Regions from separate parts of the Mus musculus genome. Here region 1 is linked to region 2. A link is a loop called in an ENCODE intact Hi-C map of the cell type or tissue named here. Cell type or tissue: heart. All regions are shown on one strand. Links, peaks and the distances in the headings refer to the core of each region. The heading gives the core; the rest is flanking DNA. Region 1 has its middle 300 kb from the start of Gm24911. Region 2 has its middle 290 kb from the start of Gm25833.

Region 1 (15,668 bases), core at 8,133-10,632, 140 kb after region 2:
GACCTGAATGAAAACTCTTGAATTAAATAGTTCTATTACGTTTTTGCTATCAGGAGAGGTTGAAATCTAAATAGTAATACTCTAGAGGAGACCAATCTTTTCTATTTCTTTTCAAGCCTTTAGTTTGCTTTGTAAGAAAATATAAGGAAATTTTCATTTTAGTTAGTTTATTTTTTTACACTCCATATTTTATTCTTGCCACGCTCATCCTTCCTTTGTCTCTTCCACATCCCATACTTCCTCCCCACACCCCTGTCTTCACATCGATCTACACACCCCCAATTCTACCTGACTTCTAAACTCCCTGGTGCCTCCAATCTCTTTAGGGTTAGGTGCATCATCTCTGAATGAACAAATACCCAACAGTCTTCTACTGTTGGGGGCCTCATAACAGCTGGTGTGTTCTGCCTGTTTGGTGGCCCAATGATTGAGAGATCTCAGAGATCCAGATTAATTGAGACTGCTGGTCCTCCTACAGGATCACCCTTATCTTCAGCTTCTTTCAGCCTTCCCTATTTCAACAACAGGGGACAGGTGCTTCTTTCTATCCACTGGTTTGGTGTAAATATGTGCCTCTGACTCAGCTGCTTGTTGGATCTGTCAGACGGCTGTCATGATAGGTCCATTTTTGTGAGTGCCCCATTGCCTCAGAAATGTTTTAGATCATATCTTCCTATGAAAGTGTGTGTTGATGGTACTGTAGTAAGCACTGCATCCTTCTAAAAGCATTAAAAAGCTTTTTAGGAAACTCTAAACCATGCATATTTAGTAAATATATGTATACCTTGAGATGTGTGTGTGTGTTGCTACTCTGTTGCTTAATTAACACTTCCTCTGGATGTTTTAGACTTTGTAAAGAACATTTTAAGGAGCAAATAGGAGTTACTAGTTCAAGAATAATGGATCTCACTGATCCCTCCCATAACTACCCAAATCTATACTCTAGAACTTTTTAAGTGAAATTGACATGCGAAAAGAATTTGTCAGGTATAATTAAGTTATGAGTTTGAGATGGTATGGACATGTTGAAATATATGGTTGAGATCAAGATGTTTTTTTTTCTAGTAGGGAGAGAGGGAGTTGAGTTATACAGACTGGTTGTTGCAGTGGAAAAGAAAATTGTGGGAGATAGTGCAAAATTTTCAAGATAATGTGGTAGTTTTCTGGAAGAATAAATGTTAGCATTAGACTCTAATTCCTGGACTATAGAGGATGTCCACAGATCTCCTTATCCATGAGTTTAATTCAGGGGACTGCTGACTTCTGGAACTATAAGGAAAACATTTTTTCATCAGTTTTGAAGAAATTGGCATTTAACCACAGAAAGGTAATGGAAAACATTATTTGACTTCACTGTGCATTTCTAAAATTCTTATCAGTTGATGCCATTGTAAAAATAGCTTTATTTAAGATGTGAAAGTTAAAAAATTACTCTTGTCTATAAAATAGTTTTTAAGCTATGAATAACTGTGGGAAGAAAAACCTGAAAAATTAAATTTTGAAGAGGATATCTTTGTCTTGTCTCAAAGAATCACAGATGCCTATGCATCATGACTCCAATGTATTGTTTCCAGGCTTGGATTGAAATAGAGTACAGTGCTGGAGGGTACATGAAGTAGAGAAGCTTTGTTCAAAAAATAAAAGAAACAGAGACCTTAGTGCCAAGTGCTAAGGACAAAAACAAACAAAACAGAAAAACAAAACAGAACAAAACAAAACAAAACAAAACAAAACCTTTATTCCAAAGGCACTCTGCAGTTACTTCTGTTCCTAACTAGGTGCAGTCTCTCATTTTCTTCCACTTCCTAATGTTTCCTAATGGTATACAAATGAACTAAGAATTTGAGTTTTCAACATGGGTACTTGGGAAAACACTATAGTTTCAACTATAACACTACTTCTCTAGTCCGTAACTGTTCATCTTCATTGTCAGAGACCATCCCGTGAGAAAGTGAGCCCTTCACAATCTCCCTAACAGGCCAAATGACCTTGTACTAAGAGCTGGTTATCACCCCCCTTTCCTCCCTATTGCTTTCTTGGCACCTGAGGCTGTAAAAGCTGAATTATAGTCCCCTCTTCCCTATCTCTTCCTGAGTTCCCATGCCACCCAAGGACATGAGTTACGCCTGAGCCCAGTCTGACCCCCCAAGGCTGTCAAGGAGGATCGATGTTCCAGAGATAAGATCCAGAGTGCCCGCTGCCTGGCGCCTGACTTCGGCCCCCATGTCAGCAGATGCCCACTTTTTGTTCTTTGTATAATTCTCCCTCGACCCCTCCCATATTCCCCACGATGTATGCTTTAAAAAGAAGGCACCTCAGCCTAATAAAGGAGACCTCCATAGGTACCCTTCCTGGTCTCCTATTCCTCTTTCTTTTCCTCCCATCTCCTTCCAGGTTTGCGGTCCCCCTAGCACCCATGGATAACTGAATCCCGCGGAACAGGATACTTCATCTTAACACGAAAAATACATCGAGTCAATTCATGACTCTGTTAGACTTTACAACCCCTGACTTTTTGAAAGTGAAGTCAAACTCCCCCTGGGAAACATAGAAATTATTTTATCAATAAAATGATGTGGAATTTGCACAAGAAGAAGCTGATTGTTGAATTAAATGTTTATAATGGTGGAATTCATAACACTTATTGAGGAGGATATTTTGTGTGAATCTAGTCTGTACTACATATAGAGATGGTGTCTCAAAAAGGAAAGAAAGAACAAAGGCAGAACATGAGCTTCCAACTAACAATGGAACATGGTAACGATTCTCATTTCTAAAAGAACATAAAAAAAGAAAAAAAAAAAAAAAAAAAAACCCAAGTACCGAGTGAATGAAAAGAAGACCATAACCTAACAATGTAATGATTAAATCATGTGTCACCATATCTAAAGTGCAGAACACTAGGGGTTTAACATAAAATCACACAAACTTGTACAGTAATAAACCTATGACTTTTGTCCTCTATTGCTATGTGGCAAAAACGTCTTACTGTTACGAAATGTCTATGAAGCTCAGGCAAACATCACATCCACTGATAAAACTTAGCACACTTGATGCCTCATATCACACAAGAGACAAAAATGTCTACTTTTTTTCATTTGTGTATAATAAATAACTCAGCTACAGAAAATGTAGTAAATTACATAATGAAAGTCATAAAATAAAGCAAAATTTACAAAGAAAGACATTTCAACATTAATATTTAGAAGTGTCAACAAATCTACATACACCAAGTATAACAGAATAGCCCTTGTATTTTAAAGGGTGTACAAATGAATAGAGAATATAAATATTTTCATAGTGTGAATCATTCTTTTTCATTTTGGCCTTTCAAGACAGAGTTTTTCTGTGTAGACCTGACTGTACTGGAACTCACTCTGTAGACCAGGCTGGCCTGGAATTGACAGAGATCTGCTTCACACCAGTGAGTGTTTTTCCTCCATAATTTTAAGTATGTTGCATGATGGCTGGTGCACTCAGAAGCCAGTAGAAGGTAGTGATCTCCTGGACCTGAAGTTCTAGATAGCTGTGGGTCACCAGGTAGTTGCTGACAATCAATCCAAGGTACTCTCCATGAAAAACAATGGCTTTTAATCACTGGTCATTCTTTCCAGCTATATGAACCATTTTTAAATCTATATTTTCTCCAACTGGTACATATACTCAATGTAATGAAATTCATGTTTCTGAAGGAACTTCTAAAGTGGAAAATATCATTCTAGAATTTATGTAGAATGTCAAAGGACAGCATAACTAAGAAAATCCAAAGCCTGTAAATGTGGTATACATTCTGACTTGAATTTTTTCATTTGTAATAAGTCTCTATGTCCTCTACATGGACAGGTTGATGTATATATGAATGATATCATTAAAAGATAAGAAATAGATCTTACATACAACATCTAAAAACATGAGAAAAGAATAGATCACACATATGTTGACGTTTTGTTTCTCAACTATGCTCTAAAATATCAACTCTTTATTTTTACTTCTTAAAGCATAATAAAGACAACCTTTTAATCTATATGACTTCATATACACAAATCTATATTACATTTCACATGGTGGGATTAAAAATCATACACATGTGGTTCAATATTGTTTGATTCTTAAATATGGTTCAGTGGACACAGGAGCCAAAAACATTCTTTGTGAAATGCTACAGAGAGATGAAAGCTGTTATTTCACTTCCACTGCTGGAATTTCATGACACAGTAGAGGATCATGGTAGATTGCCTTCTCGTTCTCTGACATCTGCACTGTAGCTTTTTCTGAGAAAACCAGCAATCTTTCGACTGTTTGATTCTCTTAGAAATGATTTTTTCTTTATTTAAGGAATGTGTTCTAGGATCATCCACTGTAGCTTTTCTTATTCTGTCTGACTCCCAACTAGTGCTACAACTCAGAATTCTCACAGGGAATTGTAGTGTACTCACCTAATGCAGAAAGAGACTGGTACTCTATACTGCTAGAAATGAAATGGAAGGAAGAGTACAGTAAGGACTGGGTAGCCTCTTCTATCAAAACCAATGACTCTCCATGAGCTTTCAACCAATACTGGGCATCTGAGAAAGTATTTCACAAGTCCATGAGAATGAGAAGCTGGTTTATCCTGGTCTCTCACTTCTGCTTCCTCACAGGCTTATGTTATGACTTGTATCACTCTGGGAGGAGACTTATAATACTGTAGAAGTAATAAGTTACCATATCTTCATCTCCTAGGCTGCTGATGGTAAGAGTGAAATCTGTCCCATATCCACTGCCACTGAACCTTGATGTGACTTCATTATCCAAGTTGCTTGCACCATAGATTAGGAGATTAGGAGCTTTCCCTGGTACTTGCTAAAACCAGTTTAAATCAATGCTAATGCCCTGACTTGCCTGGCAAGTCATGGTGACTATGTCTCCCATAGATGCAGACAGGGAGGATGGAGACTGGGTCATTTGGACATCACATCTGCCACCTAGAAGTGAAGACATACTAAGTACCCTCATAGTTAAGCATTATAAGAGAGGACATGCCCCAATGCCCGTCAAAATTAATCACTGTGTAACAGTGAAATTCACATTTTAGTCCTTTTTTACCTAGAAAACAGAGCAACAGCAGCCCAAGGAAATGAGCAGGGGTCCTCATGTTTGTTCTCAGTCCTGATTGCATTGACAGCTGCACAGAGTGTAACTGTCATATAAGTCCCCACCATTGTGCAGTGCGTGCATGCAAATCACTGCAAACTATTTAGTGCTGGGCACAGCTGCAAGGCTTGCTCATCTCAGCACTTAGTAGAAGCCCTGTGTCCACAAATGTCCACAAATGTGAGACCACATATAGGTCTCCAGGGAATGAATTCCTTTTTAAAGCTTTTAAAGTGGCATTTGGAGGTTATTTAAAAATTTATAATATACCTAAAGTCTGATTTTAATTACATATTTCAAAGATATATGAGGACATATAAAGGAATATTTTGCTATCAGGTAATATACAACAGAGAAGTAACTATAAATCTTTAACTCAGTGAAATAATTCATATTGGTTTAAAAATTGTGTATTTAAAAATGTTTGTGAGTTTAAAATATTCATTTCTTTTAAACAATAGAATATATTTCCTAATCATGACTACTTTTAATTAATTAAAAAGAAAGACTTAACAGCCTTAACTATGCTTATTTACGTATCAAAGTAGGATATATAGTAGGTGAATATATAAGACCTCAGTCACAACAACATGTATCACTTAGAGTTCTGAATTCATATTATTCCTGAGACTAATTACTGTTTAGCTTTGGCAAACTTTAGATACCGTAAAAAGCATTCTTACTTACCCACTACTCTTTCTGACCTGATGTTCTTGTGACTAGCAGGGAAGGGGTTTCATTAACAAACAGTAGGCTACCTTAATCACACGATGAAGTAAGAATGTTTTTAGAGTGTGTCTAAAGACTACAGCAATGACTTCCCCACCTAAATTTAATATTCTTGTTATTGTTTCAACTGATGAATTGAAAAATGGTTCAGTTCATGAATTTCTTTGTTCTATTATTAGAAAATGTTCATCAAACTATTAGCAAGTAAAAAATTGGATTAGGTATAAAATAAATGTGTGTTCCCAGGTCAAAGTTATTCATACTTGGCTACAGAGGAAAAGATCAGTTATAGAATTTTCATGTGTGAGTTTTGTTTTTGTAATGACAACTGGGACTCTTCATAGCGGTTAAGCATAATCTCATATATTCCTTGAGATTTGAGGGCTATTTTTGTTTTATTTTGTTGTGTTTCATTTTGTTTTATTTTGGTTGTTCTATAGTTGCAACATTACCACAGTGGTGAAGCTCATATGCTAACAGAAATGAAAGTAAGAAAGCTAAGGAGGGTTGCAGACCCCTTTAGCTCTTTGGGTACTTTTTCTAGTTCCTTCATTAGGGGCCCTGTGTCCTAACTATGAACTAACCAGTACCCCCCCCCCCCAGAGCTGTGTCTCTAGCTGCATATGTAGGAGAGGATGGCCTAGTCGGCTATCAATGGGAGGAGAGGCCCTTGGTATTGCAAAGATCATATGCCCCAGTACAGGGGAATGCCAGGGCCAGGAAACAGGAGTGGGTGAGTTGAGGAGCATGGGATGGGGAGGATATAGGGGGCTTTGGGAATAGCATTTGAAATGTAAATGAAGAAAATATGTAATAAAAATTATAAAAAACTAAAAAAGAAAGCTAAGGAGAACTTTTTTTTTTTTTTTAGCGCAGCCTCCAGCCGCCGCTGTAGCCGCGCCGCTGGTGTCTTGAGCCACTGCCTGCACAGTTCCAGCTGCCCATCTCAGTGTCCGAGCCTCCTGGAACGATATTTGGAATTCTTACAAGATGGCAGACATTGACAACAAAGAACAGTCTGAACTTGATCAAGATTTGGAAGATGTTGAAAAAGAAAAAGAAGGAGGAGGAGAAGAAGAAGAAAGAAGAAGAAAGAAGAAGAAGAAAGAAGAAGAAGAAGAAGAAGAAGAAGAAGAAGAAGAAGAAGAAGAAGAAGAAGAAGAAGAAGAAGAAGAAGAAGAAGGAGGAGGAGGAGGAGGAGGAGGAGGAGAAGGAGGAGGAGAAAGAAGGAGAAGGAGAATCTGGTGAAGAAACAAAAATCAAAGCATGTCAGCTAACTGCTCAGATGATGCAAAATCCTCAGATTCTTGCAGCAGTTTAGGAAGGACTTGATGGTCTAGTAGACACACCAACAGGATACATTGAAAGCTTGCCTAAGGTAGTCAAAAGATGAGTGAATGCTCTCAAGAATTTTCAAGTTAAATGGGCACAGATAGAAGCCAAATTCTAGGAGGAAGTTCATGATCTCAAGAGAAAGTATGATGTTCTCTATCAGTCTTTACTTGATAAGCGATTTGAGATCATTAATACAATCTATGAACCTACAGAAGAAGAATATGAGTGGAAACCAGATAAGGAGAATGAAGTTTCGGAGGAGATGAAAGAAAAGGGCAAGATTGAAGATGAGATGAAGGATGAAGAAAAAGAAGACCCTAAAGGAATTCTTGAATTTTGGTTGACAGTTTTTAAGAATGTTGATTTGGTCAGTAATATGGTTCAGGAACATGATGAACCTATTCTGAAGCACTTGAAAGATATTAAAGTGAAGTCTGTGGATGCTGGCCAGCCTATGAGTTTTATCTTAGAATTTCACTTTGAACCCAATGAATATTTCACAAATGAAGCATTAACAAAGACTTACAGGATGAGGTCAGAACCAGATGATTCTGATCTCTTCAAGAAGACAGGCAGAACTGGAGACTAAAGGGTTATGAGGAACAGCCTCATGTGAGTAGCTGGTGATGACATCTAGGACCATGATGAAGTATTGGCCTGTGCTGCCACCAGGGGGCCATGACTGGGTCCACAGCCCTGTAGCAGCAGGTGTCTGTTACTACCAAATCCAGGCAAACATCCATGGTCTAAGCTGCTACCCTGAGATATGCTGATGTCCAAGGGCTGGGCAGAACTTGTTCCATCACTCATCTAGTCATGGTGGGATACATGAGAGCAGGAGAGTTGATGCTGACCCTAGCCAAGTACTCAGAAGAGCCTGGGCCCACACATTGCAGGAGATTTGGGTGTGCTGGCACAGAGTATACAAACAACCTATGAGAACTTGCACTAGCACATGTCACTACCATGCATGGGACCTCCTCTTCACTGCTCTCCACCTATGGCAGGCAGGAGACTGACCCTGGAGTCATAAGAGCAGGAGAATTGGCTATAGCCCTTACCAGCTGCATCACTCAGAACAGAGGGCCCTGCATCCTGCCTGGGCAGCACAATAGAGCTGACCCTAGTTGCAGGGGCAGACAAGCTGAACCTAAGGACCTTATTGTAGGAAAGCTGACCCTGCCACTTCTCTGCCATTTGGTGACATGGGCAAGGAAAGATGCTGACCCCTGCCACCCATTATCTTGCAACATACAGCAGACAGGACGTTTGACCACAAGGTCAACAGAGTGGAAGCGATAGCTCTACCCTTCAAATGCTTTGGCACTCAAGAGTGCAGGCCCTTCATCTTACCTGGGCAGCACAGTAGAGATATCCCTGAATATGAGGGTTGCAAGTGAGCTAACCCCAATGTCATGAGCACAGTAGAGCTGAGCCTACCTCAGGTCTGTTAGTCAGTAGCTCAGAAAATATTTCATATTCCTACCCTGCTTCATCCTTCACCATCTATGACAGACAAGACAACTTGCCCTGGGGACATTAGAGTGGGAAAACTGTCTTTGTCCATCAACAGCTGCATCACCGAGGAGAGTAGACCCTGTACCTCAACTAGGTACAAGGTTTAGCTGGCCCTGTTTGCGGTGGTTGCTGGCAAGCCTACTTCAGTGACTTGAGGGTGGAAAGGCTGGAGGCCTGACTAGCTCAGATACCTCTCAGGCCTCATTCCAGGGATTTGAACTGGCCTACTACAACATGACTAATTCACTGACTTGCTCCATTACTGACATGATTTAGTACCTGAAGGGGTCAGTCCTAGAAATCTGAAAGTGCAGGGTCTTCATGACACAGGGAAACAAAAAGATCCAATAGGAGCCCCAGTAATGTTGCTATATGTAGCCTGGTACCAGGCCAATGAGTCATTCCAATAAAAATTTGGATGCAAAGAAGTATGGACAAAAGTGTCTGCTGTCTGATCCAGTTCGACAAGACAAGATTTTTTTCTCTGTTGGAGGCTTAGTTTAAACTGGTTGAAGTATCAGTATGAATGGAGGGTGAGATGAATGTAATTGGATTATATGATGTGAAATCCACAAGAAAACATAAAAGTGTTAAAAATAAATAAATAAAACTTAGCTTAACAATAAAAAGAGACTGGGTATACTGGAGATGAACAGACAGCTAGGTAGAAGAATGAGATATTATGAACAAACAGGAAATAGATCTTACCTATACATGATTTCTAAAAACACAAGGGAATAGAGTATAGATCTCTGTTGTTGTGTTGGTATTTTGTTTTGTTTATAAAACTTTGCTCTGTGCTATCAATTTTGCATTGATAGCACTTCTGGAAACATCTTTAACAACCATTTATTCTCTATGTTTTCATCTGCCCCAGATCTACTGCCATTGAATCTTGATGGGATCCCATCTTCCAAGTTGGTTGCATGGTATATCAGGCTTTTTGGAGCTTTCCCTGGTTTCTGCTATAACTAGATTAAATTATAATTAATGCCCTAACATGCCCTGCAAGTGATGGTGACTCTGTCTCCCAGAGATGCAGACAGGGAGGGTAAAGACTGGGTAGTCTGTATGTCACATTTGACACCTAGAGGTGAAAAGGTAAGAAGTATCCACATAGTTTTGCATGATAAGGAAGGGCATGTCTGAAATTTAAGTTGATACTAATCACAGTGTAACAGTAAAAGTCTCATTTTAGTTAGTTTTTACCTGGAAACCAGAGCAATAGGAGCCCAAGGAACTGAACAGGGGTACTCATGCCCATACTGCAATGACAATGCACAGGATGTAACTGGTATATGAAGAAGTCCCCAAGGCAGTGCAGTGAGGGCATGCAAATCACTGGGAACCAGTTAGTGTTGGGCACAGCTACTTCTATCACCACTTAACACAATCCTAGGGACTTCAGATGCCCAAGGTCAGGCTACATATATGCCTCCAGAGTATGCATTTCTATTCAATGACTTAAAATTGTAGATATCATTACTACATGATAACACACTACTATGTTTGTGAGCTCTATTTTGAATGATATATTTCAAAGATATACTTGGGTAAAATAGAATATCCTGCTGTCAGAGCACTATTAGGTCTTTAACTCATTCAAACAGTTCTGATTGATTAAAAAACAATATGTGTTCTCCTTGTAAATTGCTTGTTAGTTTGGAGTAGACATTTTGTAAAATTAAAATGATAATATATTGGTAACATTATTAATGAAGTAAAAATAATATTTTACAGCTTTAACACTGCTAACTTCAGTTTAAAAAAAGAGAAAAAGCACAGTAGGTACACATTTAACACCCTGATCCCCAAAACCTGAGTCACTTGAAGTTCTGACTGTCCGAAGATGGAGGTTCTTTCAATAAGGACAGACTAAAAGGATACACTGTTATTCAGTTTGAGATCTTCCATATTTTGCTCTTTTCTGCCACTTGTTACTGTTTCTTACAATCTCAGCCTAAAGATTTGGCTAGTAATAAAACTTAAATATTATAACACAAAACACTGCTACTCAATATGTGACTTTGCTGTGTATTACAAATGATACTTGCCCATTATCATTACTGAGCAGTAACAGGAGAAATTATCCTGATTCAGGCAGCAGTCTCACTATCTTCATGTGGGTCAAAGTCTCCAGTCAAAATATGACCCAGAAATGATTGTGCATCTTTATAACACAGATATTGGAATACAAAAGATCACACATGCCTGTCTTTATCCTGACTATCCAGCCTTAAATATCATCAAGAGAATCATGATCTATTCAGTCTTCGGGACTTTTGTCCTGTAGTGAGGGAATGCTTGGGGTCTTTTAAAGCATAAATATGAAAGGCAAAGGTGTTGTAGCATGAGCCTGAACTTGCTGATTTTCCAGGGGTCTGGACATGAGTGATGGCTGTGTACTAACATCTAGTATGAAGTAGCTTCTTCAATATACAGAGCACTCTCCCCATCAGAAGCACCACAGGCAGCTTTTTGGTAGATTAATAGTAATTTTGCTTTCTCTGCCTTTTCCCTGAACTCTCTTTCTTTTTTTTTCTTTTCCATTTTGTATTAGGTATTTAGCTCATTTACATTTCCAATGCTATACCAAAAGTCCCCCATAGCCACCCACCCCCACTCCCCTACCCACCCACTCCCCCTTTTTGGCCCTGGCGTTCCCCTGTACTGGGGCATATAAAGTTTGCATGTCCAATGGGCCTCTCTTTGACTTAAGTTTTTGGATACCCTGATGAGAAGTATTCTATCCCCATTTTTACCCACTTCACAGGAGCACGGCATAGGAGGGAAGATTCTTCCTCATTATCTCAGTAATGATCCAGTAGCATAGGCTGAAACTTGGCCTTTTAAACCTCCTTTTCTAAATGTTCCCCATTTATACTCATGCAAGAATGTCTGGGCTGGATTTAAATGTGCAGGTTATGATCCCACAGATTACTGTAGACAGAATTGCTACACACATAATGAGGATGTAGTTTACTGTTCATCCTCAGAGACTGGCTTTTTTCAGTGTCAGCAGACTAAATGCCATTGTCAGTGATCTATCACCAGCCATTTTGATTTAATAGGAAATTGAAAGTGTACAACTCACAGACCATAGGAAATTAAAGAAGAAGGAAGACTACACCAAAGTGTGGATGCTATAATTATACTCAGAAGAAGGAAGAAAATAATCTCAGGAAGTAGAGGGAAAGATGGATCTAAGAGAGAGAGAAGGTGGGAAGAAAAGAGGGGTCAGTTCAGATACAGGAGGAGATCTGGGAGAAGTTCAGAAGGTCAGGAATTTGAAAGGAGGTGTGTAGCAGTGAGGGAAGGGGAATTGTGTGTAGCCACTAAAAAGTCCCAGATGCCAGGGACTCAAGAGGTTTCCAAGACCCAATAGGGAGATTAGCTGAAATACCCAACAAAGTGGAGAGAGGACCTGTAGAGACTATCTCCAGTTTCCAAGGTTTGAATATGCTTGTCCTAGGGAGTGGTACTATGTGGAAGTGTGGCCTTGTTGGATAGGTGTGTCACTGTGGGTGTGGGATTTAAGACTTTCACCTTAGCTGCCTGGAAATCAATCTTCCACTATCAGCCTTTAGATGAAGATGATGAATTCTCAGATAATTCTGCACTACGGCTGCCTGGATGCTGCTCTGTTCCTACCCTGATGATAATGGACTGAACCTCTGAACCTGCAAACCAGGCCTAATTAATTGTTGTTTTTCATTAGACTTGCCTTGGCCACAGGTGTCTGTTCACAGCAGTTAAACCCTGACTAATACACTAGTGGATAGGCACAGTCCCCTGTTGAGGGATGGGAGCACCTACCTCAAAAATATTAATCCAGAATTCCTTCTGTCAAAAGGAAACACAGGGATAAAGAGTGGAGCAGAATCTGAAGGAAAGGCCATCCAGGGACTTCTCCACCTAGGGATCCATCCCATCTACACTCACCAAAACTAGACACTATTATTGCTCATGTCAAGAAATGTTTGCTGACAGAAGCCTGGTATAGCTATCCCCTGAGAAGCTCTGCAAGGGCCTGACCAATACAGAAGTGGATGCGTGCAGCCTAACATCAGACTAAGCTCAGGGACCCCAATGGAGAAGTTAGAGCAAGGACTGAAGGAGCTGAAGAGGTTTGCGAACCCATAGAAAGGACAAGAATATCAACCAACCAGGCCCCCATATTCCCAGGGACAAAACAACCAACCAAAAAGTACACATATGGATGCCCATGGTTCCATATGAATATGTAGTAAAGGACTGGTTTAACTGCCATCAATGGGAGGGGACCCCCTTGGTCTGGTGGTGGCTTGATGACCCAGCATAGGAGAATGCTGGGGTGCTGAGCGGGGGTGTTGGCGGGCAAGTAGGGAAGCACCTTCATAGAGGCATAGGGAGGGCTGAGGAGAGAGGGAGTTTGTGGATAGGAATTGGGAAGGGGGATAACATTTGAAATGTAAATAAATAAAATAGCCAATTAAAAAAAGAATAAAAAGAAAATGAAAGTGTACGAATTTTCTAATATTTAACTACATAATAAGCTTCCTCCTCTAGTTTACTTAAAAAAAATCTCTGTTCTACTCTGAAATCATGTGATTTCTGTGTGGGAACTTTGTACTAAATTACTATGATAAAAGCTAATTAACAGCATTTTATTACATTAATTAATGTAATTAAATAGCATGATTAATTCTCAGTACATGCAAATTCTGAAAGAGTGGTTTACTTAAAAATGTAAACAGTTTGAACCTTCCCATCTGTTGTGAACTGAATACTTTTAACAAATTCAGTCATCTGACAGTAAGTTAAAATCCAGACTAATCTCCTAGTAATTTATTGTGATTTCCCTTTCAGCAGGAATATCAGTTTACATTTCTCAATAAAACTTTGTTATATCCCATCTAAAACATATGTCTCTTTTATGTTCTGGAAATATTCTGAAAAATATATACTTGAACTGAATGATGCTGACAGAAAAAAAAAAAAGGTCATAGAAGCCCTGAAATTGGCAAAATAGATTTCATTGTTAGCAGAACTAGCTTCACTGATTTAGAAAAACAGAGGTGCACATTGCTCTGGCCACTCCTTGAAACCGTGTGTCTGCCAATGTTCTGACTGTTCCTTGAACCCAGGTGTGTGCCCACTGCTGCACCTCACTGCCAGGTGTTTGTGATATTGGTTGCTGGGATAGAGTCGGAAAATCTCCCCAGCAGGGAGACTCCTCTACCCCTGCGTGGGATAAGAGTCATCCCCAGAGCTCTGGCTTTATCCAAATAAAGCCTCATGTGGTTTGCATCAAGTTTGGTTTCTCATGAGTTCTTGGGAGTCCGCTATTATCCCGAGGCTTGAGTGAGGGTCTCCTCTCGGGGTCTTTCAGAACAACATAAATTTCAGAGGGAAGCATGTCAGATAAAGGATTATATGTGTTGCCCTCTTGGAACCCCTGCAGACTGCAAACCTATGAATTACTAGGATACCAGACTTATTTGGAAAACAAATATGTTGTACACATCTGGGGGTGGGTTGTGGTGGGACTGAGAGAAATGCTTTCTCTTTCATCTTTAAGTTTCACACTTTAAGCTGGGAGTGGTGGCACACGCCTTCAATCCCAGCACCCCGGAGGCAGGGGCAGGTGGATTTCTGAGTTCGAGGTCAGCCTGGTCTACAAAGTGAGTTCCAGGACAGCCAGGGCTATACAGAGAAACCCTGTCTAGAAAACCCACACACACACACACACACACACACACACACACACACACACACACAAGTTTCACACTTTACTTATTTATTAATTTAATGTATATGAGTGTTCTATCTGCATGTATACCTACATGCCAGAGAGGGAATCAGATCACACTATAGATGGTTATGAGTCACCATGAGGTTGCTGGAGATTGAACTCAGGACCTCTAGAAGAGAAAACAATACTCTTATCTGCTAAGCCATTTCTCCAGCCCCTAAAGTATCAGATTTGGATAACATTGGAGAGATATGAATCAAATAAGAAGCAAATGACATAAACTCACAAAGAGTATTTATCTTTTACAGAGGACCTGAAGTTCTGTCTTCTTCATCTATGTTATATTTGGTAGAACTTATGTGTGCACATAGATTCTGGCAGGTTCCAGGCAGAAGGAACCTACTGGTGAATGCCTTTGGCTCAATTTTCAAAATAGCATGAGCATCCTTCACTGAGTGGACAAATGCCAAGCCCCCTGAGCCTTTCCGAATTTTTTTTATGAATGTCTATTGTATAAACCTTTCAAGGTTCTTAAGCTTATATTGCATATTCTGATGCTGAACTTTTCTTAAGTACATGGCCATTTTTGAATGACTGTTTCCTCTTAAATTTCACTCAAATATGTTATAGAAATATAATTAACCTCAGTTGCTCATGTATACTCTCCTGGATAATTTAAAATTTGTGATTGGTTTTCATTGTAGTCTGACACTATTTCCCATAACCATCACGTCACCCTATTTATCTGGAATCTGACCTAAGGCATCTCTTCTAATTCTGCATCTTCATTTGTACCAGTTAATATAATGTTCAAATCCAAACAATCAATCTTATGATTCTTTCCCAGAGATAAATATCAGTTTCAGTAGTGTTTCATAGCGTAATTCCAAGGATTTCCATATATTAAACCATCCCTGCATCCCTGGAATAAAACCTACTTGGTCAGGATGGATGATTGCTTTAATGTGTTCTTGGATTCAGTTAGCGGGAATTTTATTGAGGATGTTTGCATCCATATTCATAAGGGAAATTGGTCTGAAGTTCTCTATCTTTGTTGGATCTTTCTGTGGTTTAGGTATTAGAGTAATTGTGGCTTCATAGAATGAGTTGGGTAGAGTTCCTTCTACTTCTATTTTGTGGAATAGTTTGTGCAGAACTGGAATTAGGTCTTCTTTGAAGGTCTGATAGAACTCTGCACTAAACCCTTCTGGTCCTGGAC
Region 2 (15,668 bases), core at 7,261-9,760:
AAGAAAGGACGTATCCAATTAATATTTCCTAGCAGCTTTTGGAAATCATTTAAGGTTCTTAATTTATCTGTCCTAATCTGTAATTTTTGATAAGACACCACATCACCCTGTATATGAGTTCCCAAATATTTGAGATTATCATATTTTTGAATCTTCTCTGTGGATACTACAAGGCCATGTTTGTTAAGGGCCTGTATCATGGAAGTAAGTATTTCATCAACAATGGATCTTGATGGGTGTGCCAAAAGAATGTCATCCATGTAATGCACAATATATGAGTCTTGATATTTATCCCTTACAGTCAATATAGCTTTATCTACAAATTTTTGACATAAAGTAGGGCTATTTTTCATACCCTGGGGCAAAACTTTCCACTGGAATCTTTGATAGGGTCTCTTAAAATTAGGGGAGGGCACACTAAAAGCAAATCTTTTACAATCTTCAGGATGCAGTTTTATATTAAAGAAGCAATCTTGTAGATCTATTATGATTATTTCCCATCCTTTAGGGACTGCTACAGGGGACGGCAAGCCTGGTTGTAATGCTCCCATATCGTGCATTGTGGCATTAACTGCACGTAGGTCTTGCAACAGCCTCCATTTTCCTGACTTCTTTTTAATGACAAAAACAGGCGTATTCCAAGGGCTATTGCTCTCTTCTAAGTGGCCCAGTTGTAATTGTTCTGTCACTAACTGTTGTAAAGCCTGTAACTTTTCTTGTCTAAGGGGCCATTGATTAAGCCATACAGGCTGGTCTGATTTCCAAGATATTTGGTCTGCAAAGAGATTGCTCTCAATGGCCCCTATCATAAATCCTGTGAATCATCTGGTGAGTCAGTCATTAACCTGACCTTTATCTCTTTCATAATGTCTCTTCCCCACAAGGTAAAGGGCAGTGTAGGGATCACAAAGGGATGTATAATCCCTGATTTATCCTCATGTTGCCAGCGGAGTGGCTGACTACTACGTGCCACCCCACAGGCCATGCCTAAACCTTGGAGAGAATTTTCAGTTTGGTGAATAGGCCAATTAGCTGGCCAGTCCTTACCTGCTATGCAAGTTTTATCTGCCCCGGTATCTAAGAGACCGAGGAATCTTCTTCCATTCAAGTAAATATGAAGCATGGGTCTAGAATCACTTATTTCCTGCACCCAATGTACATGACTTGTTGATCCGAAGCCTTCTGAGCCTCGTTCTTCCTTGATTATAGGATTGGGCAATTTTAAATATGGCAGCAACAGTAGTTGTGCTATTCTTTCTCCTTTGTGAATGATGACCGCATTTTTTGCGGCCTTAACCATAACCTTGATTTCTCCTTGGAAATCGGAGTCAATGACCCCTGGTAAAACCTCAAGTCCCTTTTTATAATTGGAACTCCTACCTATTATCAATCCAGTGGTCCCTTCAGGGAGGGTACCTTTCACTAAGGTGGGTACTAGCGATATTCCATCTTCTAGAGAGAGGATCAAATCCTTCTGGGACGACAGGTCTAAACCTGCACTTCCAGGGGTGGCTCGAGGCAAATCATGTATTGTGAAAGGTGGGGCTTCAGGATTTAATCCTGAGTCCTTAATTTTATCCCCCTTTTGAGTGGGGCTAGGGGACTGCCCCTTTACAAGTTTTTTGAATTTTCAGCATTAGTTTCCAAGGGAGGAAGTGGATTCCCATCTTTGTCAAATTTAGATTTACATTCACTCTTCCAGTGGTAGCCTTTCTTACATCTGGGACAAAGCCCAGGAGGGGCTCTTTTGGAGCCCTTCTCCTCCTTACAGTCTTTTTTGATATGTCCTGTCTTACCACAGGAAAAACAAACTGGCCCTTCTGCTCCTTGACCTCCTTTTCCCCCACCATATGTTTGCTTTACAAAAGTAGAATACTTTTGTCCTCTCATGGCTGCTGCATATGCCATACCCTGAACAACTGCGGGAGAAGCGTCAAGGCAAGCACGAATATAATCCTGTATAGTTCCTGTTTTGCGTATTGGACGGATGAGATCCTGACACAATGAATTTGCATTTTCCCACGCCAATTGTTTGATCAATATATCTGATCCCTCTCCTCTTGGCATCATTCTATAAACAGCTTCCTCAAGTCTTGAAATGAAGGTTTCATAAGATTCTTCATTTCCCTGTTTTAACCCTGCTAATACAGTCTTCTTGACTCCAGGAGGCGGAATTGCTCTCCATGCTAACACAGCATTTGTGGTGACATCTTTTAAGACATCCTTAGATAATTTGATCTGAGAAGAAGGGGACAGAAACTGACCAGTTCCCAGTAACATGTCAAGGGAGACCTTGCCCTTTCGCTTGCCTGCGGCTTTTTGTACTGTTTCTTTACTTTTCTCTTCATATTCAGTCCTCCATAAAACATAATCCCCAGGGGATAAGGTAGCTCTGGCTGTTTGGTGCCAATCACTCGGGGTAAGCCATTGACTAGCTACCATGTCTACCACCTGTAAGGTGTATGGAGCAGATGGTCCCATGGTCTTAACTGCCAATTGCAATTCCTTTAAGGTTTTTAATGGCAACGGTTCCCAAACAGGCGTATCATCATCATCACTTTCTCCCATAAAAACTACAGGAAACGTAAAAGTCAAATCTCCCTTTTCCCTGGCCTCTGCCATCGCCCCTGCAAAACCCACCGGAGGCAGGGGTTTTCTTCTGAGTGCCTGAGGTTTTTTCTTAACCACCTTCCTTTTTACTGGAAGGATTAGCTCATCATCATCATGATAATGTGCCGCTTGTTCCTCTAAATCATCCCAATCCTCAGGGGACAGGTCATCATCGTTCCAATCTGTGGCTAAAAAGGCCTTTTGATCCTTCTCTTTTCTCTTACCCTCACTAATTTCTTTTCTTTGTACTACCTTCTTTACTTTTCTAACATGGTCCTTTTCCTCATGTTTATCTGCCTTCTCCTTTTCTTCATATGGTTCATCATAAATATGTTCAGACAGCTTGTTTACCTCTGTATCTATTTCTGCATATGCTGTTCCCCTGGTCCCATAAGTTTTTTCTTGTGAACTTGTCGATAGTAGTCCGGTTAAACCTTCCTCTAATTCTTCTTCGGTAACAGATTTGGCTTCTGCGGATAGCAAAACCAAGTCTGATTGCTCTGTCAGTATCTCTCTCAACTGAAGCCAAATGGGGTAAGCCTGTTTTGGTATGCTATCTGTCCCATGTTCCGCTGCGTACCTCTTCATTTCTCTTCCTACCCTCTTCCAATCTTGTGAATTTAATCCTCCTTCTTCGGGAAACCAAGGAGAAACCTTTATTAGAAACTGATAAAATTCTATTGCACTACTCTCTTTCACATGGAGACCCCTCTCTGAGAGGAGCCTTTGTAAAACAGAAACAAAGAGTTTCTGCCCTTTTGAGCCCGAGACCCCCATATCCAATGGCTCACCATAACCTACCTCTTCTCCGTAGGCGGGACTGCAGCTCCCTATGGTGAGTCCGTTCCGCTCTTGTGATGATAGCCAGACAAGAAAGAGACAATACAAGACGAACACCAAATAGTAGAAATAGAGACAAGGGTCACTTATCCGAGGGTCCCTGTTCGGGCGCCAGCTGCCGCAGTCGGCTGACCTGAGGGTCACCGGGGTCTGCGGGGGGACCCTCTGGAAAGTGAAGGATAAGTGACGAGCGGAGACGGGATGGCGAACAGACACAAACACACGAGAGGTGAATGTTAGGACTGTTGCAAGTTTACTCAAAAAATCAGCACTCTTTTATATCATGGTTTACATAAGCATTTACATAAGACTTGGATAAGTTCCAAAAGAACATAGGAGAATAGAACACTCAGAGCTTAGATCAAAACATTTGATACCAAACCAAGTCAGGAAACCACTTGTCTCACATCCTTGTTTTAAGAACAGTTTGTGACCCTGAACTTACTTAAACCTTGGGAACCGCAAGGTTGGGCTCATAAAGGTTATCCATTATAGCTCATGCCAAAAGTATCTGCAGAAATGTGTTCTAATTGTCTAGCCACTGCCCCCTCCTTGGTATAATGAAAAATCTTTCCCCAAACGTTCATTCCAGTTCCTAGATAAATATAATCATGTACCTGTTGTTTTATGTCGTCTTTTTCTTCCTGAGTTAACACACACCAAGGAGGTCTAGCTCTGGCGAGTCTTTCACGAAAGGGGAGGGATCTGTACAACACTTTATAGCCGTTGACTGTGACCCACCTATCAAAATTTAAATCGTATCTTCCTGTATATGGTAGCGGGGCGTCTGTTGGTCTGTAGATGTAAGGTCCCCTATAAGTCCCTGGTTGCCACCACCTGTCTCCTATTTTGACAAGCGTACTCCTCTTTCCCCTTTTTACTTCTAGGCCTGAGGCCCTTAGTCCTTGCACCTGTTCTTCAACTGAGGTTGAGCGTCTCTTTCTATTTTCTATTCCCATTTCTAACCTTTGAATTTGAGTAAATATAGTGCTAAAAGACAAAGATTCATTTCTTAACATCATGATTAATAATCGACCTATTGGATTGGTCTTATTGGTAAAAATATAATTTTTAGCAAGCATTCTTATTTCTATTTCTGAAGGACAAAGTCGGTGTGGCTTGTAAGAGGAAGTTGGCTGTGGTCCTTGCCCCAGGAGGAAGGTCGAGTTCTCCGAATTGTTTAGATTGTAATCTTGCACAGAAGAGTTATTAAAAGAATCAAGGGTGAGAGCCCTGCGAGCACGAACCGCAACTTCCCCCAATAGCCCCAGGCAAAGCAGAGCTATGCCAAGTTTGCAGCAGAGAATGAGTATGTCTTTGTCTGATGGGCTCATCCGCGTGCACGCAGACGGGTCGTCCTTGGTGGGAAACAACCCCTTGGCTGCTTCTCTCCTAAGTGTAGGACACTCTCGGGAGTTCAACCATTTCTGCTGCAGGCGCGGCAGTACAAGAAGCATATAGAACACAAAATAAATGGGACCAGAAAAGATAATCTTCTTGTCACATAATTATCAAAACAATAAATGCACAGAGTAAAGAAAGAATATTAAAAGCTACAAGCAAAAAAGGCCAAGTAACATACAAAGGTAAACATATAAGAATTACATCAGACTTCTCAACAGAGTCTATGAAGGCCAGAAAAGCCTAGTCAGAGGTCATACAGACTCTAAGAGAACACAAATGCCAGGCTAGGCTATTTTACCCAGAAAAACTCTCAATCAACATAGATGGAGAAAACAAAATATTCCAGGACAAAACTAAATTCAAGCAGTATATGTCTTCTAACATAACACTACAGAGAAACCTGGAATGAAAACTCTAACACAAGGAAGACACCTGCACCAAAGATAGGACAAGATATTAAGCATCTCACAACACAGTCAAAGGGAGAGAGTCACAAGCACACAAAACTAACTAGAAAAACAAATATATCAGGAACCAAAAGTCATTTCTCTTTAATATCTCTCAATATTAATGGACTCAATTCACCTATAAAAAGACATAAGCTAACAGACTGGATTTGCAAACAAGATCCAGCATTTTGCTGAATACAAGAAACACACCTCAACAACAAAGACAGGAACTATCTCAGAGTAAAAGAATGGAAAAATGTCTTCCAGGCAAATGGTCCCAGGAAACGAGCAGGACTTGACATCCTAATATGCAATAAAGTAGACATGCAAACAAAAGTTCTCAAGCATGATGAAGAAGAACATTTCATATTCATCAAGGGGAAAATCTATCAAGAGAAAGTCTCTATTTTGAACATTTATGCCCCAAATGCAAGAGCACCCAAATTCACCCAAAAGAGGAAAAGAAACTTTACTAAAACTCAAAACACACATTGAACCCCACAAAATAATCGTGGGAGATTTCAATACCCCACTCTCAACATTGGAGAGGTCATTGAAATAGAAACTAAACAGAGACACAGTGAAATTAAGAGAGGTAATATACCAAATGAATTTAAAAGATATCTCTAGAGCATTACACCCTAAAAGAAAATACACCTTCTTCTCAGAACCTCATGATACCTTCTCCAAAATCAACCATATAATTGGTCATAAAACAACCGTGAACAGATTCAAGAAGACTGAAATAATACCATGTATCTCATCAGATCACCGTGGCCTAAGACTGTTCTTCAATAGCAGCCAAAAATACAGAAACCCCACATACACATGGAAACTGAACAACTATTTACTCAGTAATAACTTGGTCAAGAAAGAAAGAAAGAAATTAAAGGCTTCCTGGAATTTAATGAAAATGTTGACACATCATACCCAAACTTATGGGACAAAAGTGAAAGCATTGCTAAGATGTATGTTCATAGCAAAAATATGCCCTGGTGGAGAGATCTTACACTAACAACTTAAAAGCACAACTGAGAGCTCTAGAACAAAAAGAAATAAACTCACCTAAGAGGAGTAGAAGCCAGGAAATAATCAAACTCAGGGCTGAAATAAATCAAATAGAAACAAAGAAAACTATACAAAGAATCAGCAAAACCAAAAGCTGGTTCTTTGAAAGAATCAACAAGATAGATAAACGCCAGCCAAACTAACTAAAGGGCAAAGAAACAGTATCCAAATTAATAATATCAGAAATGAAAACGGAGACATAGCAACTGAAAAGGAGGAAATTCAAAAAATCATTAGATCCTAATATAAACGCATATTCTCAACAAAACAGGAAAATCTAGTTGAAATGGATGGTTTTCTAGACAGATGGCAAATACCAAACTTAAATCAAGAGCACGTAAACTGTCTAAGCAGGCCTCTATCATGCAAGGATATAGAAGAAGTCATTAAAAAACTCCCAACCAAATACAAAAACAAAAGCCCAGGGCCAGATGGATTTAATGCAGAATTCTACCAGACCTGTAAAGAACACTTGATACCAATTTTCCTCAAACTACTTTATAAAATAGAAACAGAAGAAATACTACCTATGCCATTATATGAAGCCATAATGGCTCTGATATCTAAACCACTTAAGAACCAAACCAAAAAAGAGAACTTCAGAACAATCTTGCTTATGAATATTGATACAAAAATACACAATAAATTTTTACAAACCAAATCCAAGAAAACATCAAAACCATCATTCACTACTATCTAGTAGGCTTCATCCCAGTGATGCAAGGTTGGATTAATTTACAAAAATCCATTAATGTAATCCACTATATTAAAAAAATCAAAGAAAAATCACATGATCATCTCCATAGATGCAGGAAAAAGCAGTTGACAAAATTCAACATTCCTTCATGTTAAAATTATTGAAGAGGTCAGGATTTCAAGGCCCATACTTAAACATAATAATATCAATTGTGATGAATTGTATATTCTTGGACAAGGAAGTGGCACCATTTGGAGGTGTGGCCTTGTTGTAATAGGTGTGACCTGGTTGGAGTAGATGTGTCACTGTGGGTATGGGCTTAAGATCCTCACCCTAGTTACCTGGAAGTCAGTCTTCCACTTGCAGCCTTTGGATAAAGATGCAGAACTCTCAGCTTTGCCTTCGCCATGCCTGCCTGGATGCTGCCATACTCCCACCTTGCTGATAATGGACTGGATCTCTGAACCTGTAAGCTTGCCCCAATTAAATGTTGTTTCTTTTATAAGACTTGCCTTAGTCATTGTGTCTGTTCACAGCAGTAAAACCCTAACTAACACATCAATTTACTGCAAATAAACAGCCAATATCAACTTAAATGGAGACATACACGAAGCAATCCCACTGAAATAAGTAACAAAGCAAGGATTCCTACTCTCCCCATATCTATACCATATAGTACTGTAGTGTTACCTAGAACAATAAGACAACAAAAAGAGATCAAGGGTATAGAAATTGGTAAAGAAGTAAAAAGATATCACTCTTTGCACTTATAGATATGATAGTATACATAAGTGACCCCAAAAATTCTACTAGAGAACTTCTCCAGCTGAAGAACAACTTCAGCAAAGAGGCCAGATATAAAATTAACTCAAATAAATCAATAGACTTCCTTTATCCAAAAGATAAACAGGTTAAGAAAGAAACTAGGGAAACAATTCCCTTCACAATAGCCACAAATAGTATAAAATATCTTGGGGCAACTCTAAAAAACTGAAAGACCTGTATGACAGAAACTTCAAGTCTCTCAAGAGTAATTGAAGAACATCTCAGAAAATGGAGAGATCTCCCATGCTCATGGATAGGCAGAATTACCATAGCAAAAATGGTCATCCTACCAAAGACAATCTACAAATTTCTTATCAAAATTCCAACACAATTCTTCAAAGACACGGAAACAGTGATTCTCAAATTCATCTGGAAAGGAAAAAAAAATAGCGAAAACAATTCTGAACAATAAAGAACAGCTGGGAGAATCACCATTACTGACCTGAAGCTTTACTGCAGATTGATAGAGATAAAAACTTCATGGTATTGGTATAGAGACAGACATGTTGATCAATGGAATATAATTGAAGACCCAGAAATAAAACCACACACTTACAGTTGAAACTTGATTTTGACCAAGACACCAAAAATATACAATGGAAAAAAGAAAGCATTTTCAATAAATGGTGCTGGTCAAACTGGCTGGCTGTATGCAGAAGAATGAAAATAGACCCATATTTTCACCTTGTACAAAGCTTAAGTCCAAGTAGATCAAGGTCCTCAACATAAAACTAAATATCATGCATGTCCTTTTGGGTCTGAGTTTCCTCACTCCAAAAATATAGAAAAAAGAAAGCATCTTCAATAAATGGTCTAACTGGCTGTCTGTATGTAGAAGAATGAAAATAGACCCACATTTGTCACCTTGCACAAAGCTCAAGTCCAAGTGGACTGAAAACCTAAACAGAACGATGATAGCTCATGCTCTAAGATCAAGAATTGGTAAAGTTTCCCTCATGAAACTGGAAAGCTTCTGTAAGGCAAAGGACATAGTAAGGCAAATTGGCAGCCTACAGATTGGGAAAAAATATTAACTACATCTTTGTAATATTTTGAATATTAGCCCACATCTGATAGAGGACTAATATTCAAAATATATAAAGAACTCAAGAAGCTAATCCCCCCCCCTAAAAAAAACAAATAACTCAATCAAAAAATGGGGTATAGAACTAAACTGAGAAATCACAACTGAGGAATCTGGAATGGCTGAGAAGCACCTAAAGAAATGTTCAAAGTCCTTAGTGATCAGAGAAATGCAAATCAAAACGACCCTGAGATTCCATCTTATATCAATCAGAGTGACTAAGATCAAAAGTTCAAGTGACAAAACATGTTGGAGAGGATGTGGAGAAAGAGGAACACTGCTCCATTGCTGATGGGATTGTAAACTGGTACCACCACTATGGAAATAAATCTAGAGGTTCCTCATAAAATTGCAAATAGACCTACATGATGACACACCTATACCACTCTTGGGAATATACTGAAAAGATGCCACACCATGCCACAGGGGCAAATGTTTCATTATGTTCATAGAGCCTTATGTGTGATAGCCAGAAACTGGAATCAACCTAGATGTCCTACTACAGAAAAAATGGATACAGAATTGTGGTTCATTTACACAGTGGAATACTGTTCTGCTATTAAGAACGAGGGCATCCTGAGTTTTGCAGGCGAATGGACAGAACTAGAAAATATCATCCTGATTGAGGTAACTCAGACGGAAAAGGACATGCATGGGATGTACTCATTAATAAGTAGATATTAGCCAATTAATAATAATAATAATAATAATAATAATAATAATACAGAACACAGAACATACAGTGAGCAGAACTGGGACAGCACAACAAGTTGAGTTGCCCAAATGAGGATGCCTAAGTCTAACTTGGGAGAGAGAAGAAATCAGCCATATGTGGTAGGGAGGGAGGGACCTGTTAGGAAAAGTGAACAGGTAGTGGGGATTAGAGGGTAAAGGGGAAACTGATCTGGTATTGGGTAAGGAAATAGACTGAAGCCCTGAGGACCAGCAGAAAGAAAGTAAACAGGCACCATCAGGAATTAGGTGGTTGGGGGCACCTCCCCCCCCCCCCCCCAGAATGCACTAGAGACCTTGGAGGTGAGAGACTCCCAAGACTCATAATCCTTAGATGAAATTCCTGACAGTAGGGAAGACAGGACATCAAGTGAGGGATGGGTTTGCCAACCACCAGTCACACCTCTGACCCATAATTATTCCTGTCAGAAAGTATTACAGGGATGGAAATGGAGAGCAGCCTGAGGAAAAGAAGTTCTAGCAACAGACCCAAAGTGGGATCCAGCTCAAGGGGCAGTCCTAAGTCCTGACACTATTACTGAGGCTAAGGAGCACTCACAAAAATGGATCATGACTGCCCTCCAAAAGACCCAATAAGTCATTGAAAGAGTCAGATGCAGATATTTGCCCCCAAGCAATAGAAAGAAGCATCTCACCCTGTTGTTGAATTAGGGAAGGCTGAAAGAAGAAGAGGAGAATGATGACCCTGTAGGAGGACCAGCAGTCTTAACTATCTGAACCCCCAAGATCTTTTAAGCATTGGGCCACCAAACAGCATACACCATCTGATATGAGGTCCCTAAACACACATACAGTAGGGGACTGCCTTGTCTGTGTTCCTTCAGAGATGATGCTTCAAACCCTCAATTGACTGGGGGCACCAGGGTGCTTAGATGCCAGGTGGGGTGGGGGCATCCATATGAAGACAACGTGGGGTAGCGAGGAGATTTGGGATGTGGAGCAGTCGGAGGGTGGATGGGGACAGGGAATGAAATATGGAGTATAAAAATGAATTAAAATTTAAAAAAAATTAAAAAGAAGAGATGATTGTGCCGACAAGATATAGTTTTTTTTTTCTATTTAACTTTACCTTCCATTAGATATGGATAAATTATATCACTGTCTTTTAACAAAAAAAGTATTTTGTAATTGAATGTATAAATAAATAAAAATATTTTACTGATTTTAAGGATTTTTTTTTATCACTATAGCCTCTTTAAAACCAAAAAAAAAAAAAACGGAGATGAGAGGGTGCGCCAGAAAACCCGACAGCTTCTGGGTCAGGCGGAAGCACAGAGCCACTGAGGCAGCACCCTTTGCAGGCCATAGACAGCCGGCCACCTTCCGAACTGGAGGACAGGTGTCCGCCTGGCTTGGGAGGCGGCCTCAGCCTCAGGAGCAGCGGTCGCCGTCTTGGTTCCCGGAATCCAAGGAACTTAGGAATTTAGTCTGCATAGGTGAGAGTTTGCACCACAGAAGGTGACAGCTTCTGAGAACTGCCAAAGCAACACAGCTTCTGAGAAAGGTCCTGTTTTGGGCCTTCTTCTTCGGCCAGGAGGAGGTCCAAATACAAGATATCTGCTCACCTTCACTGTAAGAGAGCTTGCCAGCAGAGAGTGCTCTGAGCACTGAAACTCAGAGGAGAGAATCTGTCTCCCAGGTCTGCTGATAGACAGTAACAGAATCACAAGAAGAACAATCTCTAAACAGAGTCAACTATAACTACTAACTCCAGAGATTACCAGATGGCGAAAGGTAAACGTAGGAATCTTACTAACAGGAACCAAGACCACTCACCATCATCAGAACCCAGCACTCCCACTTCGCCCAGTCCAGGGCACCCCAACACACCCGAAAACCTAGACCTAGATTTAAAAGCATATCTCATGATGATGGTAGAGGACATCAAGAAGGACTTTAATAAATCACTTAAAGAAATACAGGAGAACACTGCTAAAGAGTTACAAGTCCTTAAAGAAAAACAGGAAAACACAATCAAACAGGTAGAAGTCCTTACAGAAAAAGAGGAAAAAACATACAAACAGGTGATGGAAATGAACAAAACCATACTAGACCTAAAAAGGGAAGTAGACACAATAAAGAAAACTCAAAGCGAGGCAACACTGGAGATAGAAACTCTAGGAAAGAAATCTGGAACCATAGATTTGAGCATCAGCAACAGAATACAAGAGATGGAAGAGAGAATCTCAGGTGCAGAAGATTCCATAGAGAACATCGGCACAACAATCAAAGAAAATGAAAAATGCAAAAAGATCCTAACTCAAAATATCCAGGAAATCCAGGACACAATAAGAAGACCAAACCTACGGATAATAGGAGTGGATGAGAATGAAGATTTTTCAACTCAAAGGTCCAGCAAACATCTTCAACAAAATTATTGAAGAAAACTTCCCAAATCTAAAGAATGAGATGCCTATGAACATACAAGAAGCCTACAGAACTCCAAATAGACTGGACCAGAAAAGAAATTCCTCCCGACACATAATAGTCAGAACAACAAATGCACTAAATAAAGATAGAATACTAAAAGCAGTAAGGGAAAAAGGTCAAGTAACATATAAAGGCAAGCCTATCAGAATTACACCAGATTTTTCACCAGAGACTATGAAAGCCAGAAGAGCCTGCACAGATGTTATACAGACACTAAGAGAACACAAATTGCAGCCCAGGCTACTATACCCAGCCAAACTCTCAATTACCATAGATGGAGAAACCAAAGTATTCCACAACAAAACCAAATTCACACATTATCTCTCCACGAATCCAGCCCTTCAAAGGATAATAACAGAAAAAAAAACAATACAAGAACGAGAACAACACCCTAGAAAAAACAAGAAGGTAATCCCTCAACAAACCTAAAAGAAGACAGCCACAAGAACAGAATGCCAACTTTAACAACAAAAATAACAGGAAGCAACAATTACTTTTCCTTAATATCTCTTAACATCAATGGTCTCAACTCCCCAATAAAAAGACATAGACTAACAAACTGGCTACACAAACAAGACCCAACATTTTGCTGCTTACAGGAAACTTATCTCAGAGAAAAAGATAGACACTACCTCAGAATGAAAGGCTGGAAAACAATTTTCCAAGCAAATGGTATGAAGAAACAAGCTGGAGTAGCCATCCTAATATCTGATACGATTGACTTCCAACCCAAAGTCATCAAAAAAGACAAGGAGGAACACTTCATTCTCATCAAAGGTAAAATCCTCCAAGAGGAACTCTCAATTCTGAATATCTATGCTCCAAATACAAGGGCAGCCACATTCACTAAAGAAATTTTAGTAAAGCGCAAAGCACACATTGCACCTCACACAATAATAGTGGGAGACCTCAACACACCACTTTCATCAATGGACAGATCATGGAAACAGAAACTAAACAGGGACACACTGAAACTAACAGAAGTGATGAAACAAATGGATCTGACAGATATCTACAGAACATTTTATCCTAAAACAAAAGGATATACCTTCTTCTCAGCACCTCATGGTACCTTCTCCAAAATTGACCACATAATAGGTCACAAATCAGGCCTCAACAGATTCAAAAATATTGAAATTGTCCCATGTATCCTATGAGATCACCATGCACTAAGGCTGATCTTCAATAACAAAATAAATAACAGAAAGCCAACATTTACGTGGAAACTGAACAACACTCTTCTCAATGATACCTTGGTCAAGGAAGGAATAAAGAAAGAAATTAAAGACTTTTTAGAGTTTAATGAAAATGAAGCCACAACGTACCCAAAACTTTGGGACACAATGAAAGCATTTCTAAGAGGGAAACTCATACTCTGAGTGCCTCCAAGAAAAAACGGGAGAGAGCACATACTAGCAGCTTGACAACACATCTAAAAGCTCTAGAAAAAAAGGAAGCAAATTCACCCAAGAGGAGTAGACGGCAGGAAATAATCAAACTCAGGGGTGAAATCAACCAAGTGGAAACAAGAAGAACTATTCAAAGAATTAACCAAACAAGGAGTTGGTTCTTTGAGAAAATCAACAAGATAGATAAACCCTTAGCTAGACTCACTAGAGGGCACAGGGACAAAATCCTAATTAACAAAAGCAGAACTGAAAAGGGAGACATAACAACAGATCCTGAAGAAATCCAAAACACTATCAGATCCTTCTATAAAAGGCTATACTCAACAAAACTGGAAAACCTGGATGAAATGGACAAATTTCTGGACAGATACCAGGTACCAAAGTTGAATCAGGATGAAGTTGACCTTCTAAACAGTCCCATATCCCCTAAAAAAATAGAAGCAGTTATTAATAGTCTCCCAGCCAAAAAAAGCCTAGGACCAGACGGGTTTAGTGCAGAGTTCTATCAAACCTTCAAAGATCTAATTCCAGTTCTGCACAAACTTTTTCACAAGATAGAAGTAGAAGGTACTCTACCCAACTCATTTTATGAAGCCACTATCACTCTGATACCTACACCACAGAAAGATCCAACAAAGATAGAGAACTTCAGACCAATTTTTCTGATGAACATCGATGCAAAAATCCTTAATAAAATTCTCGCTAACTGAATCCAAGAACACATTAAAGCAATCATCCATCCTGACCAAGTAGGTTTTATTCCAGGGGTGCAGGGATGGTTTAATATACGAAAATCCATCAATGTAATCCATTATATAAACAAACTCAAAGACAAAAACCACATGATCATCTCGTTAGATGCAGAAAAAGCATTTGACAAGATCCAACACCCATTCATGATAAAAGTTTTGGAAAGATCAGGAATTCAAGGCCAATACCTAAACATGATAAAAGCAATCTACAGCGAACCAGTAGCCAACATCAAAGTAAATGGAGAGAAGCTGGAAGCAATCCCACTAAAATCAGGGACTAGACAAGGCTGCCCATTTTCTCCCTACCTTTTCAACATAGTTCTTGAAGTATTAGCCAGAGCAATTCGACAACAAAAGGAGATCAAGGGGATACAAATTGGAAAAGAGCAAGTCAAAATATCACTTTTTGCAGATGATATGATTGTATATATAAGTGACCCTAAAAATTCCACCTGAGAACTCCTAAACCTTATAAACAGCTTCGGTGAAGTAGCTGGATATAAAATTAACTCAAACAAGTCAATGGCCTTTCTCTACACAAAGAATAAACAGGCTGAGAAAGAAATTAGGGAAACAACACCCATCTCAATAGTCACAAATAATATAAAATATCTCGGCGTGACTGTAACTAAGAAAGTGAAAGATCTGTATGATAAAATCTTCAAGTCCCTGAAGAAAGAAATTAAAGAAGATCTCCGGAGATGGAAAGATCTCCCATGCTCATGGATTGGCAGGATCAACATTGTAAAAATGGCTATCTTGCCAAAAGCAATCTACAGATTCAATGCAATCCCCATCAAAATTCCAACTCAAATCTTCAACGAATTAGAAGGAACAATTTGCAAATTCATCTGGAATAACAAAAAACCGAGGATAGCAAAAACTCTTCTCAAGGATAAAAGAAACTCTGGTGGAATCACCGTGCCTGACCTAAAGCTTTACTACAGAGCAATTGTGATCAAAACTGCATGGTACTGGTATAGAGACAGACAAGTGGACCAATGGAATAGAATTGAAGACCCAGAAATGAACCCACACACCTTTGGTCACTTGATCTTCGACAAGAAAGCCAAAACCATCCAGTGGAAGAAAGACAGCATTTTCAACAATTGGTGCTGGCACAACTGGTTGTTATCATGTAGAAGAATGCAAATCGATCCATACTTATCTCCTTGTACTAAAGTCAAATCTAAGTGGATCAAGGAACTTCACATAAAACCAGAGACACTGAAACTTATAGAGGAGAAAGTGGGGAAAAGCCTTGAAGATATGGGCACAGGGGGAAAATTCCTGAACAGAACAGCAATGGCTTGTGCTGTAAGATCGAGAATTGACAAATGGGACCTA

The links. Peaks named below come from ENCODE experiments on the same cell type or tissue, not always from the same donor. Only the 100,000 strongest peaks of a DNase experiment are listed, where the experiment ranks them.
Region 1: a loop joins it to region 2, with 14 times the contacts of the local background. A loop is called at or near these places in 2 of 42 quality-filtered maps.

What each region holds. Positions count from the first base shown.
Region 1 is chr6:68,094,880-68,110,547 of GRCm38, reverse strand. It overlaps Igk, the pseudogene Gm5309 and the pseudogene Igkv11-118. Among named protein-coding and RNA genes, the nearest start is that of Gm24911, 300 kb to the right of the region's middle. In heart, for the core only: no CTCF peak of the experiment used is centred there; no DNase peak of the experiment used is centred there.
Region 2 is chr6:68,231,611-68,247,278 of GRCm38, reverse strand. It overlaps Igk. Among named protein-coding and RNA genes, the nearest start is that of Gm25833, 290 kb to the left of the region's middle. In heart, for the core only: no CTCF peak of the experiment used is centred there; no DNase peak of the experiment used is centred there.